Linked DNA regions of Homo sapiens: all the other regions are linked to region 1. The links are chromatin contacts, found by Hi-C or POLR2A ChIA-PET in ENCODE. All regions are on one chromosome and are shown on one strand. The core of a region is the stretch at or near the end of the contact, and the rest is flanking DNA. Distances in the headings are between cores, read along the strand shown. Region 1 overlaps SH3RF3 (SH3 domain containing ring finger 3). Region 2 has its middle 100 kb from the start of SEPTIN10. Region 3 overlaps SH3RF3 (SH3 domain containing ring finger 3).

What was found. Hi-C counts contacts between places; a loop is a spot of excess contacts on that map. ChIA-PET counts read pairs that join two places held with the same protein, here RNA polymerase II (POLR2A). Pooled maps may share reads with other maps.
Region 2: a loop to region 1 is called in a map of sigmoid colon, with 3 times the contacts of the local background. The contact joins two enhancer-like sites. A Hi-C loop is called at or near these places in 1 of 168 maps with a recorded cell type or tissue (sigmoid colon) and 4 of 50 pooled maps. POLR2A ChIA-PET finds 5 or more read pairs at or near these places in 2 of 52 experiments (AG04450 and activated CD4-positive, alpha-beta T cell).
Region 3: a loop to region 1 is called in a map of ascending aorta, with 8 times the contacts of the local background. The contact joins two enhancer-like sites. A Hi-C loop is called at or near these places in 6 of 168 maps with a recorded cell type or tissue (IMR-90, aorta, ascending aorta and 3 more) and 8 of 50 pooled maps. POLR2A ChIA-PET finds 5 or more read pairs at or near these places in 1 of 52 experiments (AG04450).

What each region holds. Positions count from the first base shown.
Region 1 is chr2:109,172,117-109,174,935 of GRCh38, reverse strand. The region is part of intron 1 of SH3RF3 (SH3 domain containing ring finger 3); the gene reads right to left. It also overlaps a transcript of RANBP2 not described here. Among named protein-coding and RNA genes, the nearest start is that of MIR4265, 32 kb to the right of the region's middle. Within about 2 kb of position 1,480, at least 22 of the 41 ENCODE cell types and tissues checked have a DNase peak (open chromatin) inside an H3K27ac peak, as active enhancers do; they include ascending aorta, gastrocnemius medialis and tibial artery, where a contact is called at or near this core.
Region 2 is chr2:109,512,806-109,515,624 of GRCh38, reverse strand. It overlaps a transcript of RANBP2 not described here. Among named protein-coding and RNA genes, the nearest start is that of SEPTIN10, 100 kb to the left of the region's middle. RefSeq lists an enhancer at 1,526-1,775. Within about 2 kb of position 1,449, at least 11 of the 41 ENCODE cell types and tissues checked have a DNase peak (open chromatin) inside an H3K27ac peak, as active enhancers do.
Region 3 is chr2:109,437,488-109,440,306 of GRCh38, reverse strand. The region is part of intron 7 of SH3RF3 (SH3 domain containing ring finger 3); the gene reads right to left. It also overlaps a transcript of RANBP2 not described here. Among named protein-coding and RNA genes, the nearest start is that of MIR4266, 130 kb to the right of the region's middle. Within about 2 kb of position 1,371, at least 10 of the 41 ENCODE cell types and tissues checked have a DNase peak (open chromatin) inside an H3K27ac peak, as active enhancers do; they include ascending aorta, gastrocnemius medialis and tibial artery, where a contact is called at or near this core.

The DNA.
Region 1 (2,819 bases), core at 231-2,730:
ACTCTCCCCATTAGATGACATCAGTGCTAGACAAGCCTAAAAGAGAATCTGAAATATGTTGACAGAGGGGCAGAAAGAAACTGCCTGTGCTCCTGCTATCCTATCCCTGAAGCTTGCACGCTAAGCCCCTGCCCTCATGGGTCTGCCAGCAGGGCTCCAGCGAGTGAGCCACACAAGGCATCATTTCCAACTTTTCCTCCAAAGACGCTGGGTTAAAATCTCCCACCTCAGTGCATGTGCCCTATCCTGAAAATATCATCTTCCAAATATATTACATTTATTAACCATTTATCTTCCTGTTCCTTATCAAACATAGCAAGGCTTCAGCCACCTAGATACGAACACCATAGCCACAATGGAGGGAATTCCAGACACCATGGGTTGTTGTAGAAAGACCACAGGCTTTGATTCCAGGACTGCCCGTTGCCCTGGCTGGGCCTGGCAGCAGCCAAGTGAGTGTGGCCTGGTGCCTACTCTGATCAGGGCACCACTCTGGTCCCACCCACGCCCCAGCTGTGGAGTATTGGCTGCCAACTGCATGAGGTATGGTATAGAAAAAAAATGAAAGGAAGTCAAAAACCCAGCACCCAGTCTGGTACACAGGAAGCATCCCCACATGTCTGTTCCTCTCCCCTCTTGCCAAAACAAAGCAACTTAGTCCTTCTCTCTGCCTGTGTTTCCCAGTCATAGATAAAACTGTGATGTCCACCTTACTCTTCGAAACAGTAAAATGGCCAGGGACATCCATGGCTACCTTCATGAACTCCACAACATCCTGGAGCCTCTGGTTGGGAGGCTCTGCCCTATGGCACAGCCCTGCTGTCCTGAAGCCACTGGGGCCACTGCACAGGCAAGGAAGGCTATGGGGACACTGTGGGAGCAGCCACCAAACCGCACTGCTGTGTGTTCTCTGAATCAAGGACTGAGCCCAGTGCTTTCCGCCACCAATGCCAGTCTCAGGACTCAGTGCCCACAGCCTGAACCCGACATCTGCTTTAAAGGGCATAAGAATTGGCCCACACCGGATTTCACATTCCTAATGAGAACATTCCAGATGAAGCAACAGCAAAAGAGCTGAGTCTGAACATCCAATTCCAAGGACGACGGCAGTGTTCCAGCCCCATCGCATGCCTTTGGTCAGGGGCCGACACTGAGCTCACAGCACACACCACAGGCAGGCTACCACAGTCCCTGGTCCCCCTAGACACTGCCCCTCCAGACAGCGGATTTCCCATCTTACATTCACTGTCTTTGCCGTGGGTCTCCTGCTCACATCCCACTGTCTAATGAGTCTCAGCAGGGGTCCATGAAAGGGCCAGACGGTAACCACTGCAGGCTGCGGGGTCTGTGTGGCCTTCCCCGCAGCCACCAGCTCTGCTGTTAGAGCTCTGTTGTTAGGCAGCCACAGACAATACATAGCCTGCAGGCAGTGTGCCAACCCCAGCCTTAAATCTGCCTGTGGGTAAGGCAGAGTCAACTGGAGAGGCAATGAAGAACTATGTCATTTATCCGAATTCTTCCAAACCAAGATAACCCGCCTTTATCTGAAACAGTCACACGATAGACAACCCAGGCAGGGACGGCTCGGTTGATAACGGGCAGAGCACAGGAAGGAGAGTCTGAGGAGAAAACGCAAGTGCAGGCTCAGGAGCCTCTCATCTCAATCCCAGGTTCTGAGCCAGACAATTCTTAAGGTTCTTTTCAACTTGATAATTACAGAATTCTAAGAACCATGACTCAGTCTGTGTTCGATTTCCATGAAGAAAAAAAGATTCCAAAGCCCTAGAAGTTACAAATTTTTAAAATTTGAGTTAAAAAAAGATGTTCATTTATTGAAACTTAAATAGATCAGAAAACATGAAGAAGAAAGTAAAATTTTCCCTTAAATCCCACCACCCAGGGATGACCAACACAGACTTTGGAAGTCTTACTGACATCTGCGTGAAGACAAGCGCAAGGTCATACATGACACTCAGTGTGTTCCCACAGCTACCAGTCACACAACAGTTATACCCACAGACAAGCAATTGCTTTGAACATGCACGTTTATTTTGGAAGAGAAATACTGGACTCAGCTAAGGCAGTGCTCTTCTACAATACTCACCAGTCGAGGCTTCGTGCTGGCACTGGGAAACTTAGACCACTTCCGTAACCCACATGCAGTTTGGTTTCTTAGCTAGGACAAAAAGTCCAGCATCCCTGCCAGAGCTCAACATGGGCAGACATGTGTCCCCATTTCTAAGACAAGGAAAATGAGAGCCCAGCAGTATCAGATCCCAAACAATTGCTTCCTGCTATGGGCTCCGGAGAGGTGATGCTGCTGATTCAAAACACCAGCCTGGGTGGCCAGGTGCAGCCCAATAATCCACACTGTTTGGAATAACAAGAGCTAGGACGGGACAAGCGGAGGGAGGTAAGAAAGGAAAATTACACCATTAAGGACTATTTTCACTGCAAACACCAAGAGGATAAAAGTTTGCTATCTCAATAAACGTATTTTAATGTTTTTAGGTTACAGTCACAGAAAAAGGAAGACCTCCAGGAGCAGGGAGAGGACGGCTGAGCTCCGTGCATGGTGAAGAGGGGTTTGACCGCTGGCTCGCGCATTTCCACGCTGTTTGCAAGGTCCTTGTCAGGAGAGAAACAGCACAGGCCACACGCAGCTGTTGCCCACAGATCCCTGTGGCGGCTGATACTTCAGACGCTGTGCTCAGAGGCCTGGCTGCCAGAGGACCCTGGTCTGAGAGCTAATGCACAGCTCACTCATCGGCATATTCCAGATGGCTCCGGGAGACCTGCTCCCCACCCGCTCTGCCCCA
Region 2 (2,819 bases), core at 200-2,699, 340 kb before region 1:
GGGAAGAAGCGTCTCTGTAGCCATGGCCGAGTTTGGGGTGCTGGAGATCTGGCTGAGGGGATGAGGCGCTCTCCTGAGGTCCTCAGTGGGGAGGTGGGTTTGAGATCTGGGGCCTAGGAAGGGAAGGAAGGGCCTGCACTGCCAATGGCTCTTGTCCTCCACTCCACCAGGGCTTTGTCCTGGAGTCTGGCCAGCCATGAGATGAAGCAAGTTAGCAATAGGCAGGACATTCCACATCCCCCACGGACCCTCCAGGGAGGGCATAGCCACTCTGCCCCCAGCCTGCAGGCCCCCTTCTCTCAGCCACTGCCTGTAGGCCCTCCCTCCTCAACTTACACTGAATCATGTGGGGCACACTGTTTGGCGTCAAGGGGTGTGCCAAGCTCGCCATCATGGGGTGCTGGGTGCCGCCGAGTTTCCATTTAGTCTATTCCCAATGCCTGGAGAACCCTCCTGGCCCTGGCCGCCATTGGTCATCCAGGCTGAGTGCAGACCTGGACCCACATCCAGCATGTGCGGTAAACCCTATGCCCAGCAGACAGAGGCCACAAGTGATTTCCAGGGCAAAGGTCATCCCTGGACTTGCATTCAGGCCCCAGGGCAGGGCTCTGGGCATGAGAGTTGGCAGATGTGGTTGGCTCCATGTCCCAGGCATCTCTGGCTAATGGAAGTCAGAGGCTTGAGGAGAGGGAAGTGTGTGAGGGGCATGGGGGAAGATGAGAGGGAGGGAGGGTGGGAAGCACCACCTGACCAGGGAAAGGAGGAGGCAGTGAGAAAGTGACCGCCGTGCCCAGGGCCTGGGGGGCAGCCCTCTCCCCTGGCACCCAAACCCCCAAGGGAGTCAAGCTGTGGACCTCGAACCATGGAATAAAGCTGCAAGAAGAGTCCAGAGACCAATCGGTCCCACAGCGACTGAAAGTGAAAAATGAGGGGAAGGAAAACTCCAGTCCAGGCTGTAGCCACACCTGAGGCCACTCTGGCAGAGCACTGCAGGCTCAAGGTCCCTGCGTGGGGGTCTGTACACAGGGGAAAGAGCCCAACTCTAGGGACGGCCCTGGTCCCACACCAGGGCTTCCCTGCGGCATCCCGCCTGGCCTGCACACAGGCTGGTTCCAACACACAGCCAAGTGCCCCACACTGAACTCGTACAGGGCCCTGTGAGTCTGCCTTTCATCCATGGAGGTCTGAGCTGTGCACAGTCATAATTCACTAGCCCTGGGGGCGGTGGGCGGATGGGCTGCAGCTGTGGGCACTCGCACACCCGGGGCTGCGTTTTCCTAACAGCCCTGGTCTGTGTTTTATAACGTGGTTTTCTGAGTCCACAGCAGAAACTCCGTATTTACCAGCTCAGAGCCGTAACCAAGTTATGAATCATAATAAGATTCCAGAAACAGCCAGTCCAGCACATGGGAGTTTCCAGGGCGTTACATAAGCTCAGAATCTGGCCCGGCTAGCTTGATGCTGAGTTTAAGTTTCAACCAAACCTCAGAGCTGCAAGAGCACTTGATGGAGCAACATAAACCAGGCTTACTGCCTTTCTAAGGACCGTGGGAACATGCCCACATTAAGGCCCTTCTCCGTTCTAGCTTTGAGTGGTGAGGAGAACTCTGACATGGAGCCGCAGACTCACTGGGGACCAGAAGGCCCCCAGGCCCAGGAGGCTGCCTGGGCTCCACCCGGCTGCTTGCTCTTCTAGGATTTGCTCATCGGCCACCATCACGGTGGTCCCCCTGGGGTAGCTGAAGTGCTTTGTTGGATGCTGAAGTTAGAATGTGGCTGTGGGTGAGGGCTTGGTTTGCTGGTGATACCCAATCCCCTACACCCCTGGCCACATCCTCTGTAGCCACAGGCTGGCTCTGGGGAGGTGAGGCAGCACAGACTACAGCCTCCATGGGCACCCACCTCCCTCCTTCCCTTGTGGCACTCCTCCTGCAAAGCCTCATCTACGCAGGTGTCCTAGAACTGGGAGAAGGGTGTGTGTGCAAATGTGCAAGTGATGTGTGCGCATGTGCATATAGTGTGTGGACGTGTGTTTGTGCATGCACGTGGCTTGTGTGGTGTGTGCATGCAGTGTGTGTGTATGTGCATATAATGTGTGCATGTGGGTATGGTGTGTGTACATGTGGTGTGTGTACATGTGGTGTGTGTACATGTGGAGTGTCTATATGTGCACGTGTGTGATGTGTGTGGTGTGCATATAGTGTGTATGCATGTGGAGTATGTGCATGCATGTGTACATGTGTGAAGTGTGTGCATACGGGAGGTGTGTGCATGCATGTGTACATGTGTGAGGTGTGTGCATGTGGAGTATATGCATGCATGTGTACATGTGTGGGGTGTGTGCATGTGGGATGTGTGTGCATGCACATGAGGTGTGTGTGGTGTGTCAGGTGTGAATCCATGGGGCCTGGGTGCTGAGACAGGTCTACTGTGCAGGTGCTTTCTTTTGGGAAGAAATTCCAGGGCACGGGAGTGGAAGGTCGGGGCATTGTGCCAGGGAAGGAGCTGGGGTGGCATGGCATGGGGTGCCTCAGAACTGCCCCAGGAAGGGCAGCACATCCGTCCGCTGGCTCCTTCGGGCCTTGCACCTTCAGCTCTGTGCAGGGGAAAGTATTGTGTGGGCTCTTGCAGGTTTCCCTCCCTTAGGTGACTGAGAAGCCACCCAGGACAGAAAGAGGCTGCCAGGCCACCCACGTGCAAGATGGTTGCCATGGCAATGGCCAAAGTCATGGTGGACCTGAAGAACTGGAGGTGAATAGCAGGCGGCTGCTCCCTTGCTGGCCCAGGAGGGGGTGAGGAGGGGTCAGGGTCAGAGTCAT
Region 3 (2,819 bases), core at 122-2,621, 270 kb before region 1:
CAAGAGCTCCCCATGCTTCCCCTTCCTGAGTGCTTCCCACACTCTCCTACTGCTGCATGCTGAGCTCTACCCACCTTTCAGATTTAAAGGACAGTATGCCTCTGCAGGGAACTGTCATCTACACACTGGACTTCTCCTTCTTCCATAGCTTTGCTTCAGTCATGTCACAACTAAATAAAGTTCCCCAAAACAAGAGTTATGCTATTCCTCATTGCCAGGCCATTGCTCATGCTGGTTCCTCTGCTCTGAACCTCCTTTCTCTTTTGTCTGCTCAGACACTTCCTATTTGTCCTTTAAGATTCAAGGCATTATCACCTCCTCTTGAAAACTTTCCATATGCCCTACTCCCAATCCCCCTCCTATTTTCCTCCCCAGTCGGAATGAATTCCCTCCTCCACACTCTCTTAATACCTAAGCAGGCCTCTTTTGCAGCCCTTTAGCAAACCCACCACAGAACTTTGTTTTCTAGTCATTCTCTCTAACCGGGGTGGAAATGGGGCTTGTCTGGTTTTCCTCTGTTTCCAGACCCCTGCAGGGTGCCTTGCCTGTATCTAGCTCCTTCTCGGTGCTTTTTTGCTGATGAATTCATGGCTATGCTGGGCTCTTACTCCTGCTAAGCACAGACAGGAGTGTGCAAGGAACACTGGCACTTTACAGGGGGTGCTCTGCCTTTGGGAAAGGAGTTACATTAATCAAGTAGAACAAATCATATTGGATGCTATGGCCAATGCAATTAAGCCTTTGTCAAACTGCCTGACTTTGGCTCGAGATGAGAACATTGATGAAATGCCTCCCACCCATCGGGGTTGGGGTCTGCTGAAATGGGCAATTACTGCAGGGAACAATCCATTACTTGGACTGTCAACAGTGTTTTTTCTCTCTCTAAATGCAGAATGAAGTGGAAAATGCCGCAGGAACTCAGTGGCATTTAATTTACTGATATGGCTCAGTAGGAGTCATTCTTTAACCTGGCTGTGACAGCAATAGCGTGGGGACAAGTGCTGGGCTGGGATGCACTGGGGAGCCGTTTAACCATCCCGTGCCTCACTCTCCCCGTGTGTAACATTAAACTGATGGAAGAGAATGCTCGTGGCACCCTCATGGTTACTATGGTGATGGAGGACTGAGACACAATGTTGCACTGCCCCACAGCCTTGCCAATTTCTTTTGATCCTGCTTGTTATTCCACAGAGGGAGAAGTGACTGGCAGGGCTCCATTTCTTCTTTGAATTGGGAACGTTTCTAGCAAGGCTTGGTGTGGAAAGACCATTATACTGGCTATTCTGGGCAGACAACCCAGGGCCACTGCACTGGGATGCTGACTCACCGTGATGAGTGGGGCCACTCACCCTTTCTAGTGCTGGTGCATGTGGAAACATTTGTACAGAACACCGGGCTGATTGGATGAGATGTTTATAACCAGAAGGGACCTGGCCTGGGACTTTTGCTCCCCTGGTCCTGCCTGGGTGCTCCAGTGGCCAAACAGATCAGCATATTGGCTGCCTCTGACCAGTCAGGGAGCACAACTTCAGATCACCAGATCACTTGCCAACTGCAATGACTGTATCCCCAGCTAGAGGCTACCAGAAAACACAGATCCACGTAAACCATGCTGAAGGACGGCTGATCAGAAGGTCATGGGTTGCAGGGTGGGCTTGGGCACCAGGTAATATTGCTGCAGATTCTTTCCCAGGGCCCTGGAGCCAGGGGTGTGAAAACCAAGAATCATTCTTAGCTGATTTAAGTAAAAAAGATACTAGTAGAGACTTACAGAATCTGAGATGGCAGAGTAGGTCTTGAAGGCTCTGACACCAGGGTAGTCCTCAGACCACCCATGAAGCTTTCCTAGTGCTAAATTACCCACTGCTTGACAGGTACACCACCAGCACAAGGCTGAACACTGGGCACCTGAAGTCCACCTGCACCCACTGATGGTGCCAGACATTGGGCACCCAAAGTTCACCCTATACCTGCTGATGGTGCCAGACACCAGGCACTCAAAGTCCACCTGCACCCAGTGACGATGCTGGGCACTGGATACCTGAAGTCTACCCTGCACCCACTTGGGTGGGCAAGTGGATGACAGACACTTACCTCCCACCCCTTGTCCCATCAGCTAAGATAAGGAAGGAAATATGGCCTCTGCTGACCTAAGTGTTGTCTCCTCTTTCCACACTTGAGAAGCTGCTTTCTGGACACTTCTAATGGGTCATCGTGTTCGTTAGTCTAAGAAATAGTATATTTTATTGCTTCCATGAATTTACATTATTTTTGCCCTTTAAGCCTCACTTTGAGAAAAACAGATGATTTCTGAGAGGACAGGGTTGGGGTGGGAAGAGAGATTCTGTGTTATCCCCTCTTGTCCTGGGGTACTTGGCATCATGTCAGCATCACTGGCTCCACCGTGGTGGAAGACGCCGTGGCATGGGCTCCCAGATCATCCTGCGAATCCAGCATCAGCAGTTCTTATTAGCTCAACACTAAGCCACCAACCAAGATGTGCTTACCTTCTTTATGCCTTTAAGGCCCACCCCATAATTTCTTTTCATCTCACAACATCCTGGGGCCAAACCGGTTTTCCTTAAGTTTCTCCAGCTGCCATGAAGGCGAAGGATCAACAGCTGTCATTCCTCCTGCCTCAGAGCACTTCAGAAAGGGAAGAGCCTGGGCCCGAGTCTCACCCCAGCCCTGTCCTGTGAGATGCCGCCTAGCTGGGAAGCCCTGCAGGGCCCGGCAGATGGAAGACCCACGTGGCCGGCCCACAATCATTCATGGGGGAGGCATTTGAAAGTGCCGGTGTTAATCTTATTAGTCTATGA